Linked DNA regions of Homo sapiens: region 2 is linked to region 1. Evidence: chromatin contacts called from ENCODE Hi-C or POLR2A ChIA-PET data. All regions are on one chromosome and are shown on one strand. The core of a region is the stretch at or near the end of the contact, and the rest is flanking DNA. Distances in the headings are between cores, read along the strand shown.

The links. Hi-C counts contacts between places; a loop is a spot of excess contacts on that map. ChIA-PET counts read pairs that join two places held with the same protein, here RNA polymerase II (POLR2A). Pooled maps may share reads with other maps.
Region 2: a loop to region 1 is called in a map of IMR-90, with 4 times the contacts of the local background. The contact joins two enhancer-like sites. A Hi-C loop is called at or near these places in 1 of 168 maps with a recorded cell type or tissue (IMR-90) and 2 of 50 pooled maps. POLR2A ChIA-PET finds 5 or more read pairs at or near these places in 6 of 52 experiments (A549, AG04449, AG04450 and 3 more).

Annotation. Positions count from the first base shown.
Region 1 is chr17:2,417,262-2,422,310 of GRCh38, forward strand. METTL16 (methyltransferase 16, RNA N6-adenosine) reads right to left here. Exons shown (of 10, transcript NM_024086.4): 9 at 3,470-3,643; 10 at 1-3,335. The coding sequence ends at 2,709. Among named protein-coding and RNA genes, the nearest start is that of MNT, 19 kb to the left of the region's middle. Within about 2 kb of position 1,515, at least 8 of the 41 ENCODE cell types and tissues checked have a DNase peak (open chromatin) inside an H3K27ac peak, as active enhancers do.
Region 2 is chr17:2,456,722-2,461,610 of GRCh38, forward strand. All of the region lies in intron 6 of METTL16 (methyltransferase 16, RNA N6-adenosine), which reads right to left. Among named protein-coding and RNA genes, the nearest start is that of METTL16, 53 kb to the right of the region's middle. Within about 2 kb of position 2,695, at least 7 of the 41 ENCODE cell types and tissues checked have a DNase peak (open chromatin) inside an H3K27ac peak, as active enhancers do.

The DNA.
Region 1 (5,049 bases), core at 265-2,764:
CCATGTTGGCCAGGCTGGTCTCAAACTCCCGACCTCATGCGATGCGCCCATCTCAGCCTCACAGTGCTGGGATTACAGGCGTGAGCCACTGCGCCTGGCCACGGTCACGGATTTTTTAAAACTCTAAGGTCATTAGCTTGACATCTATAAAATCTCCTCCATGACATGAAGCCTTAAACCTAGGGACAGAAACACACTGAGACACAGAAACACCTTCTGTGCTTCAATACACAGAGCATTCTCTGGAAATCCCTACGACACAGGCTTAAAGGCCAGTGCTGTGCCTGAAAGACATTTTGAACAGGCAAGGAGTGTAAGCTAATACACTACTGTTACAACATGGACAAATACTTGTAAGATGTTAAATGAACAAAGGACCAGAATACAAAACTGAATACGCAGCATGAGGACAACCAAAGTTAAACCCACACACTCACACACCCCGTCTACAGAGAGACTAGAAAGGAACACGCCAATGCCAAGAGTGGTTATGTTACAGAAGGTTGGGACTCGGGGTGATTTTGTTGTTTTGACTTTCATTTTTCCAAATCTTTAATGAGCATGTGCCACTCTTTCATAATGAAACAAGCAAACAATAAGTACTTACTACTTACTGAATGAATAGTTGCCACTTAAACAATTATCCTAAAATTATACCAAGGAAACTAGGTTTGGGCCCAGCAAATGACTCAAATGTAATATTCACTCGAGGTAAGGACAGTGGGGTGGTGTGGGCTGGCACAGCAGAAAATTTCTAGACCAGGGGAATCCACGGTCCTGAATTGAGTCTTGGCTCTGTGTGACCCTGGGTATTGTTTTTTGCAGCCTGACACATGAATGCTTGGACTAGAATAATGATTCTTAATCCTTAGTGGGTTATTGACCCCTTTGTCTGTGTCTGAGGGTTCTGGGAACCCTCTCTCCAGGAAAAAAAATACACACACACACACACACACACACACATGCTCACAGAGCTTTTAGAAGTAACTCTAGGAGGTACATGGACTCTCTGGAGGTCCACGGACCAGGTTAAGAACACTGGTCAGAGGCTGGGAGTAGTGGCTCACGGCTGTAATCCCAGCACTTTGGGAGGCCAAGGTGGGCGGATCACCCGAGATCATGAGTTCGAGATTAGCCTGGCCAACATGGTGAAATCCCATCTCTACCAAAAACACAAAATTAGCCAGGCGTGGTGGCGCGTGCCTGTAATCCCAGCTACTTGGGAGGCTGAGGCAGGAGAATCGCTTGAACCCGGGAGGCGGGGGTTGCAGTGAGCTAAGATCGCACCACGGCACTCCAGCCTAGACAACAAGAGTAAAACTCCACCTCATAACAAACAATCAATCAAAAAGCCACTGGTCAGTATGCTGCCTTCTCCAGCTCCAGCTCCACAGCCAAGTTAAGGCACAGCAGTTCCGCTTCCTGTGTCTCTGCCGAGGGCCTGATCTAGCTGCTGCCAAGACATGCCAAGGTCACCAGCTTCCCGTCCTGACCAACAGCCACCTCTCAGAAGGCTGGCTTAACTACTCAGCCCCAGTCTTCTTAGCAGATGGCAAGGAGCTCTGGCCAAGATTTTAGTCTAAACAGAACCCTAGGCTGCTGATGCAACATCAAGCACAGCAAAAGGTCACCCCTTTCCGGGGGGACGGCTACTGAACCCTGGCATTCCAATTAGAAACGTGTTTCAAGGACACAGTTACTCCGGCCTCAGAACTCTCCAATGTGAGTAGGTAAGTACAGGGGGGATTACAAGTGAAGCCACAAAAAAACAGTATTTGATCAGCAACAAAATATCTGAGACTTTCTTAAGCTACCTACGGCACATACTATTTTGTTCTATTTCTCATTTCTATCATCAGCCGCTCACTCAGCTAACCCCAGGATTCAAATAGGACCGCTGGTTTTTAATTTGTGAATATTCTTATTTAAAAACAAAACAAGCTCTACTTCAGATGTCCAAACAAAAATCACACAGTAGTAAAACTGCTACAAAATGGTACTGTCAACAGGCTGGAGGTGGGGGTATGGGTGCCTTCTGTGTGCCTCAGTCACACCGGGGAGTTTTGCTTACCTAATTCTGCTTCTGAAATAAGCAACATCAAAACAGCCAGGTGTCAGGAATGTGCCATTTACCGGGTGGTCCCCAGACTCTGCTGCTCCTTCCCAGCATTACTAAGGTTTCTCTCCCAGATTCCCCACCACCCACCATACAGCTCCCTTTGTGGGATTGATGCAAGGTAGGCCCCATCTTGAAGAGTGACCTAGAACAGGGTACCAGGGCCTCCAGCTGGAGGCAGAGAGAGCCACCCCTCCTCAAGAAACACCCTTGGGTGACAGAGACAGCATGATATTCTAGGCAGTGCTGCCCAGCCCAGACTCCACAAACAACCCTTCTGACCTTGCAGAGGCAGTCCAGAGCTGAGGGGCCAGCTTGAGCCAGCTTGCAATCCCTCGGGAGTTTACTGAGGGCTTTCTGTTGTTACTGATGACCACAATTCCTCCTTGTAAATGACCACACTACGACTCCCTGTAACTCAAAAAGCGGGAAGGAGGCGGGGGGAGGTGGGGGACAGATTCATAGGTTTTTGTTTTCGAAGATAATTCCACATCGTGCTACTAATGGGCCGCTGGTAGGATTCCTCTTGCCACCCCACAGGCCACTCCAAAGCAAGTTACTATCAACACGTTTCCAACTGTGCAGGAGGTTTCTAGTTAACTGCAACAAGCCTGAAAATTTGGTTACGTATGTAGGTGCAAAGCTGGTTCATCAGATCCCTGTTCTGGCCCTCAACCCAGTGCATCTCCACTAAGGCATCGTCCACCTCCTTCTTAACGTTTATCAAACACTTAAACAGGTACTGTCCGGCCACTCCTGGGAGACGTTTCCCCCTTTCAGCCACTGGGCTGCCGAACTGCTCAGAAGCCTCTTGGTCCTGGGCTCCGTTGCTAGAGCCTTGACAACTTTCCAAAACCTCCACCCCTCCCTTTTCCTCACTCCTTTCATCCTCCGTGGGTTCCGGGTTTTCCTCCTGGGACAGGGACTCCTGGCTCGGGCACGGGCCCTCCACAGCGGCAGCCTCGCCTTCCCGCAGAGCAGGCCCACAGGGGGTCCTCTCCTGGGGGCCCCTGGCCAGTTCTTGGCTATTGCCAGACTCTTTGGGGGTGGGCTTTTTCTCTTCCAAGGCCTGAATGACGTCCTCAGGAGCTCGGGGAACTTCTCTCAGCTGTCTCACACGCTCTCTTTTCTTTCTCCTTAAATGAATCCAGGAGTTTTCTATGGCCGTTAGGAAAAGGCTGACTTCCTCTTTTCCACAGGGAACTCGTTTATGCTGGACCTGTTTGGAGGAAAAACAGAATTTTGTGGGAAATCACGTTTCCCCTCTCTCCAAACTCTCAATAAAAAAAAAAAGAAAAAAGAAAAAAGAGAAGGATCATTATGAGTACTTCGTCAATATGGTTAAGCAGGTACCTTCAAATCAGTGAGAATTTTTTCAATCCATGTCGTGACAACGACTATGCCTTCCGCCGTCTCCGAGCGCAGAGGTGATGCTTTGAGGGATAATTCCTTCATCACGGACGCCAGCACCACGAATGTTATGGGTTTTCTCGGTTTCTCTAATTTTCTTCGCTTACTTGGTGGTGACTGCAAGAAAAAGGAAGCATAGAAAAGAGAAGAAAGTTATCCGAATAATTAAACCTCATGCATTGTAATGAACTCAGAGAAAATTTCCACAACTTCTGCTACCAATCATAGAGCACTGAAAACACAAAGGGTTTTGTGTGTGTTATGTCCAGCACTTAAAACAACCCTGCAAGGTGCAGTCATTCACGCCTATAATCCCAGCACTTTGGGGGGCCATGGCAGGAGCATCACTTGAGCCCAGGAGTTTGAGATCAGCCCCAGCAACATAGTAAGACCTCCATCTCTAAAAAAACGTTTAAAACTAGTCAGCCACAATGGTGTATGCCTGTGGTCCCGGCTACTCTGAAAGCAGAGGAGGGAGGATCATTTGAGCCCAAGACTTCCAGGCTGCAGGGAGCTCTGATTGCGCCACCGCAATCTAGCCCAGGAAACGGGGTGAGACCCTGTCTCTTAAGAAAAAAAAAATTTTTAATTAAAAAAATAAGAACCCCACAAGATAGTTTAGGCATCTCCAGGAAAACGAAGATACAGAAAGGCTATGTCACACAGCTCAAGGTCACACAGTAACTGCAGTTAGGACTGAACGCCGAACCCACGTTCTTTCCAGCCGCACCGCACTGCCTTTGTTCTGGCTATCAGATGTAACTCCTCCAACTGCTAAACGTCCTTCGTGTACCTGTGGTACCCAAAGCAGACCTGCACAATTATTTATTTCATGACAACTCGAGGACCCTGGGGGCACTGTGTTCTTGGCTGGAAAGAACTGCAGGGCAGAAACATCATCAACTTGTAGTTTGAGTTTATATTGGCTGAGGCTTGAGATAAAGCAGCCGGTGAACCACAGCCATGAGATGACATGCGAGGAAGGATCAGGGCCACTAAGATCACGTGGGCAGAGGAGGAGGACTCCTGAATCGTGGCTGATGTCGGGACCAAGCCGGCGGCGAGCTAAGCACTGCCTTTTAGCTGGGGAGGGTGACACCGGCGCTGATGAGAAGACTGGATTTCAAAGCTGGTTCCAAGAAAATCACGACTGGCATCTTCCATTCTATCTCAAGCTGGGAAGGTGAATTATACCCTACCCACTAGAGGGACTCAAGTTCCACTTTAAAAACCAATGGCACCTGCCGGGCGCGGTGGCTCATGCTTGTAATCCTAGCACTCTGGGAGGCCGAAGCAGGCAGATCACTTGAGGTCAGGAGTTCAAGACCATCCTGGCCCACATGGTGAAACCCCGTCTCTACCAAAAATACAAAAATTAGCTGGGCATGGGGGCACGCACCTATAATCCCAGCTACTCGGGAGGCTGAGGCAGAAGAATTGCTTGAACCCAGGAGCCAAAGGTTGCAGTGAGCCAAAGGTTGCAGTGAGCCGAGATTGTGCCACTGCACTCCAGTCTGGGCCTG
Region 2 (4,889 bases), core at 1,445-3,944, 41 kb after region 1:
GGTTTGCAAAGTGCTGAGATTACAGGCATGAGTTACCACACCCGGACTGTCAAGCTACTTATTTTGTATTTATTTATTTATTTTTAAGACATAGTTTCACTCTGTTGCCCAGGCTGGAGTACACTGTCTCAATCTCAGCTCACTGCAACCTTCTGTCTCCCAGGTAAGTGATTCTCCTGCCTCAGCCTGCCATGTAGCTGGGATTACAGGCGCATGCACCCGGCCTTTTTTTTTTTTTTAAATGCCAAAGCAGCTTTCTCCATTTTCTAATTTCCTGTAAGTGTGGTTATATTGTTTAAGAGATAACAAAATTATAAAAATAATAATGTCAGCTGGGCGTGGTGGCTCACGCCTGTAATCCCAGCACTTTGGGAGGCCAAGGCGGGTGGATCACGAGGTCATGAGATCGAGATCATCCCGGCTAACACAGTGAAACCCCGTCTCTACTAAAAATACAAAAAAAAAAATTAGCTGGGCGTGGTGACGGGCGCCTGTAGTCCAAGCTACTAGGGAGGCTGAGGCAGGAGAATGGCGTGAACCTGGGAGGCGGAGGTTGCAGTGAGCCGAGATCGCGCCACTGCACTCCAACATGGACGACAGAGCGAGACTCCGTCTCAAAAAAAAAAAAAAAAAAAAAAAAAGTCATTATCTAACATTTATACTACATGCTGCAACCTCCTAGAATAGTCAAGAGTTAAAAATCGGCCGGGCACAGTGGCTCACGCCTGTAATCCCAGCACTTTAGGAGGCCGAGGCAGGCGGATAACCTGAGGTCAGGAGTTTTGAGACCAGCCTGGCCAACACGCTGAAACCCCATTTCTACTAAAAATACAAAAATTAGCCAGGCATGGTGGCGCGTGCCTTTAATCCCAGCTACTTGGGAGACTGAGGCAGGAGAATTGCTTAAACCTAGGAGACGGCGGAGGTTGCGGTGAGCTAAAATCACGCCACTGCACTCCAGCCTGGATGACAGAGCGAGACTCTGTCTCAAAAAAAAAAAAAAGAGTTAAAAATCACCCTATTTAATATCCACTATTATTATTATGTCAAATATGTATTCATTTAATTCTATAACCACTTTATGAGATAGCTACTATCATTCCATTTTACCAATGATAAATCAAAATTTCAAACCAAAGAATCACATTCAAAAGGCCCAGATTATTACCAATTTTTGAGACGGGCTCTTGCTCTGTCACCCAGGCTGGAGTGCAGCGGCATAAACACAGCTCATGGCAGCCTCAACCTCCCAGGCTCAAGCAATTCTTCCACCTTGGCCTACTGGGTAGCTGGGACCACAGGCACGTGCAACCATACCCAGCTAATTTTTAAATTTTTTGTAGAGATGGGGTCTTGCTATGTTGCCCAGGCTGGTCTCAATCTCCTGAGCTCAACTGATCGTCCTACCTCAGCCTCCCAAAGTGCTAGGATTATAGGTATGGGCCACTGTGCCTGGCCTAGGCCCAGATTATTAAATTTATTACCCATCCCAAAATAGGTGGATTATATCCAAATCCAAGCAGTATCCATCATCTGGCAGGGGACACGCTGGTGCTTTGTAGAATACAGATCTCTGGTTCCTAAGAAAAGCCTAAAATCATTGCCATAAAGGGCATCAGTTATAGAACTGGTAACCAATGACAAGAGAGAATCCAAAACATACAAAATTATGGTGTGGAGAATAAATTAAAAAAAAAAAAAATTCAGGGCCAGGGTGTGGTGACTCACACCTGTAATCCCAGCACTTTGTGAGGCCAAGGGGGGCAGATCATTTGAGCTCAAGAGTTCCAGACCAGCCTGGGCAACATGGTGAAACCCTGACTCTAATAAAAATACAAAAATCAGCTGAGTGTGGGGGTACACATTTGAAATCCCAGCAACTAGGGAGGCTGACGTGGGAGAATCACTTGAACTTGGGAGGCAGAGGTTGCAGTGAGACAAGATCACTCCACCTCACTGCAGCCTGGGTGACAGAGCAAGACTCTGACACACACACACATACACACACACTCACACACAATTCAGGCCATGAGGAGTTTGATAAAGTCTGGTAATTTATCTAGAAGGTTAGATGGGTGAGTCCCTTTTTTTTTTTTCTTTTTTGAGATAGGGTCTCACTCTGTCACTCAAGCTGGAGTGCAGTGGTACAATCTCGGCTTACTGTAGCCTCGACCTCCTGGGCTCAAGCGATCCTCCTACCTCAGCCTCCCGAGTAGCTGGGACTAAAGGCATGTGCCACCACATCCAGCTAATTTTTGTATTATTTGTAGGGAAGGGGTGTCGCCATGTGGCCCAGGCTGGTCTTGAACTCCTGGGCTCAAGTGATCCACCAACTCAGCCTCCCAAAGTGTTGGGATTACAGGTGTGAGCCATTGTGCCCGGACTGGGTGAGTCACTTGAGAAAAAAAAGCTATTAAGTAAGCTCAAGCCACAGGCACAAAAAGCCAAAGTAAGGGTGACAAGCACTTGTAAATCCTCATCAACGACAGAAAGGCTCTTCACAGAGTCCAACTGCAGCTTAGAGCTGCAGAGGCTGCAAGGGGTGGTGGAAAGACCACTGGACTAGAATGAGGATATCTGAGTTCTAATTTCCAGTCTGTAAACCAAGAGGTTGGATAACTTTACCTCTCAAGGTCTTTCCAGCTGCAAAATTCCTTAAGATACAAAACAAAACTGTTAACTGCTGCTGAGCATGACAGAGGTGAGACATGAACCTCCCAGGGGAGGCGAGGCATCACAAGCGCCATCCTGAGGTCAGTCCAACACATTTAACTTATTTCACCCCATAATGCTGCAAATTCTGCTTAGTTCCTGTATTTCTTCAGGGACAAGGAGAAAAACATTCTACAGGGATAAGAAACAGATGGTAGGGTTAAGGCACTTGTTTATAATCTCTTATTTTTTAGAGCTTCAAAATACACAATTTTCAGAGCATTCTGAAATGTGAGTCACACGGTTGTATAAACATTATGATGTCAACTATAAAAATATGCATGGGGGCCGGGCGCAGTGGCTCATGCCTTTCATCCCAGCACTTTGGGAGGCCGAGGCAGGCGGATCACCTGAGGTCAGGAGTTCGAGACCAGCCTGACCAACATGGAGAAATCCTGTCTCTACTAAAAATACAAAATTAGCCAGGCATGGTGGCACATGCCTGTAATCCCAGCTACTCTCGAGGCGGAGGCAGGATAATCGCTTGAATCCAGGAAGCGGGGGTTGCAGTGAGCTGAGATCACACCATTGCACTCCAGCCTGGGCAACAAGAGCAAAAACTCCATCTCAGAAAACGTATGTGTATATATGTGTATATATACATGCATGGGGACACGAACTGGTAGTTGTACAAATGTAAGTCATCATGGTAGGATGTGAGTGAAAACAATACTTGCAAGCAACACCCTTTCACAAAACACTGTTCTAGTTTCTTCTCAGTAAAAATCACTTCATTTCTTCCTTTCTTTCATCTAAACTCTCAAACTGCTTGAGTCCTCACAGAGAAGAAAGTTGCACCCTGTTTTAAATAAATCCTAAAGGGCAGTGTTTCCCATATATGAGACCAAGCACAAAATGGCCAGCTCTCCAGAGCTGGGATGGGCTCTTGCATTTTATCCTTCCTAGCAAATTTACACCCTTCATTCAATTTGCAGGCTGCCACAGAGCCAAGTATAAGCAGACTAGGAACATACTGAGTCCATTTCTACCCCTTAGAATGGTGTTCTATTCAAACATATTTTTGTAGTTCAAATGGTACTTTGGAAATAACAGAAATTTACTGTTTAAAAGCCTCCTAAAAACAACCCCATTATTATTGTAGCCTAGTAGAGCCACCTACAGTTCCCCATTTTCCTGGCTGGCTCTAGTTCCCTCAAAAGCCATAATGAGGGTTGGGCGCGGTGGCTCACGCCTGTAATCCCAGCACTTTGGGAGGCCAAGGCGGGTGGATCACCTGAGGTCGGGAGTTCAAGACCAGCCTGACCAACACGGAGAAACCCCATCTCTACTAAAAATACAAAATTAGCTTGGTGTGGTGGCACATGCCTGTAATCCCAGCTACTCGGGAGGCTGAGGCAGGAGAATCACTTGAACCTGGGAGGCAGAGGTTGCAGTGAGCCAAGATCACGCCATTGCACTCCAGCCTAGGCAGTAAGAGGGAAACTCAGTCTCAAAAAAAAAAAAAAAAAAAGTCATCATGAAATGGTCACATGACTTGGTTAACTCTTTTCTGTGAATTTCAGTGCTGTTACCTTCTTTAAGTTTATTTTACTTTCTCAGACTTTTCTCAATGCTCAGTATAATTTTAGTCTATTTCTTCTTCAAGATAGTCTAATGTGTCTAAATAAGTCAATCTAGACTGGGTGCGGTGGCTCGCACCTGTAATCCTAACACGTTGGGAGGCTGAGACAGGAGAATCACCTGAGGTCAAGACTTCGAGACCAGCCTGGCCAACATGGTGAAACCCCAACACTACTAAAAAAAATACAAAAACTTAGCCAGGCGTGGTGGCGCGTGCCTGTAGTCCCAACTACTCAGGAAGTTGAGGCATGAGAATTGTTTGAAACTGGGAAGCAGACAGAGGCTGCAGTGAGCCAACATCACCCTAGTGCATGCACTCCAGCCTGGGTGACAGAGTGAGACTCTGTCTCAAAAAAACAAAAAACAAACAAACAAACAAAAACAGGATATTTGATGATTTTGGAATTGGTCTTTAATAAAATAAGCAGCTTTCCACCTTTGGGAGATAGGAAAGATTTATAGAATAAGAATATACAAAGATTGAAAAGGTAGTAGTAGCTCCTGTAGCCTGCAAAGACCCTGTTTCTGAGGATGTTTTCATTTCTGAGGATGTTCTCCTGTCTTTTTTTTTTTTTTTTTTCAGATGGAGTCTCACT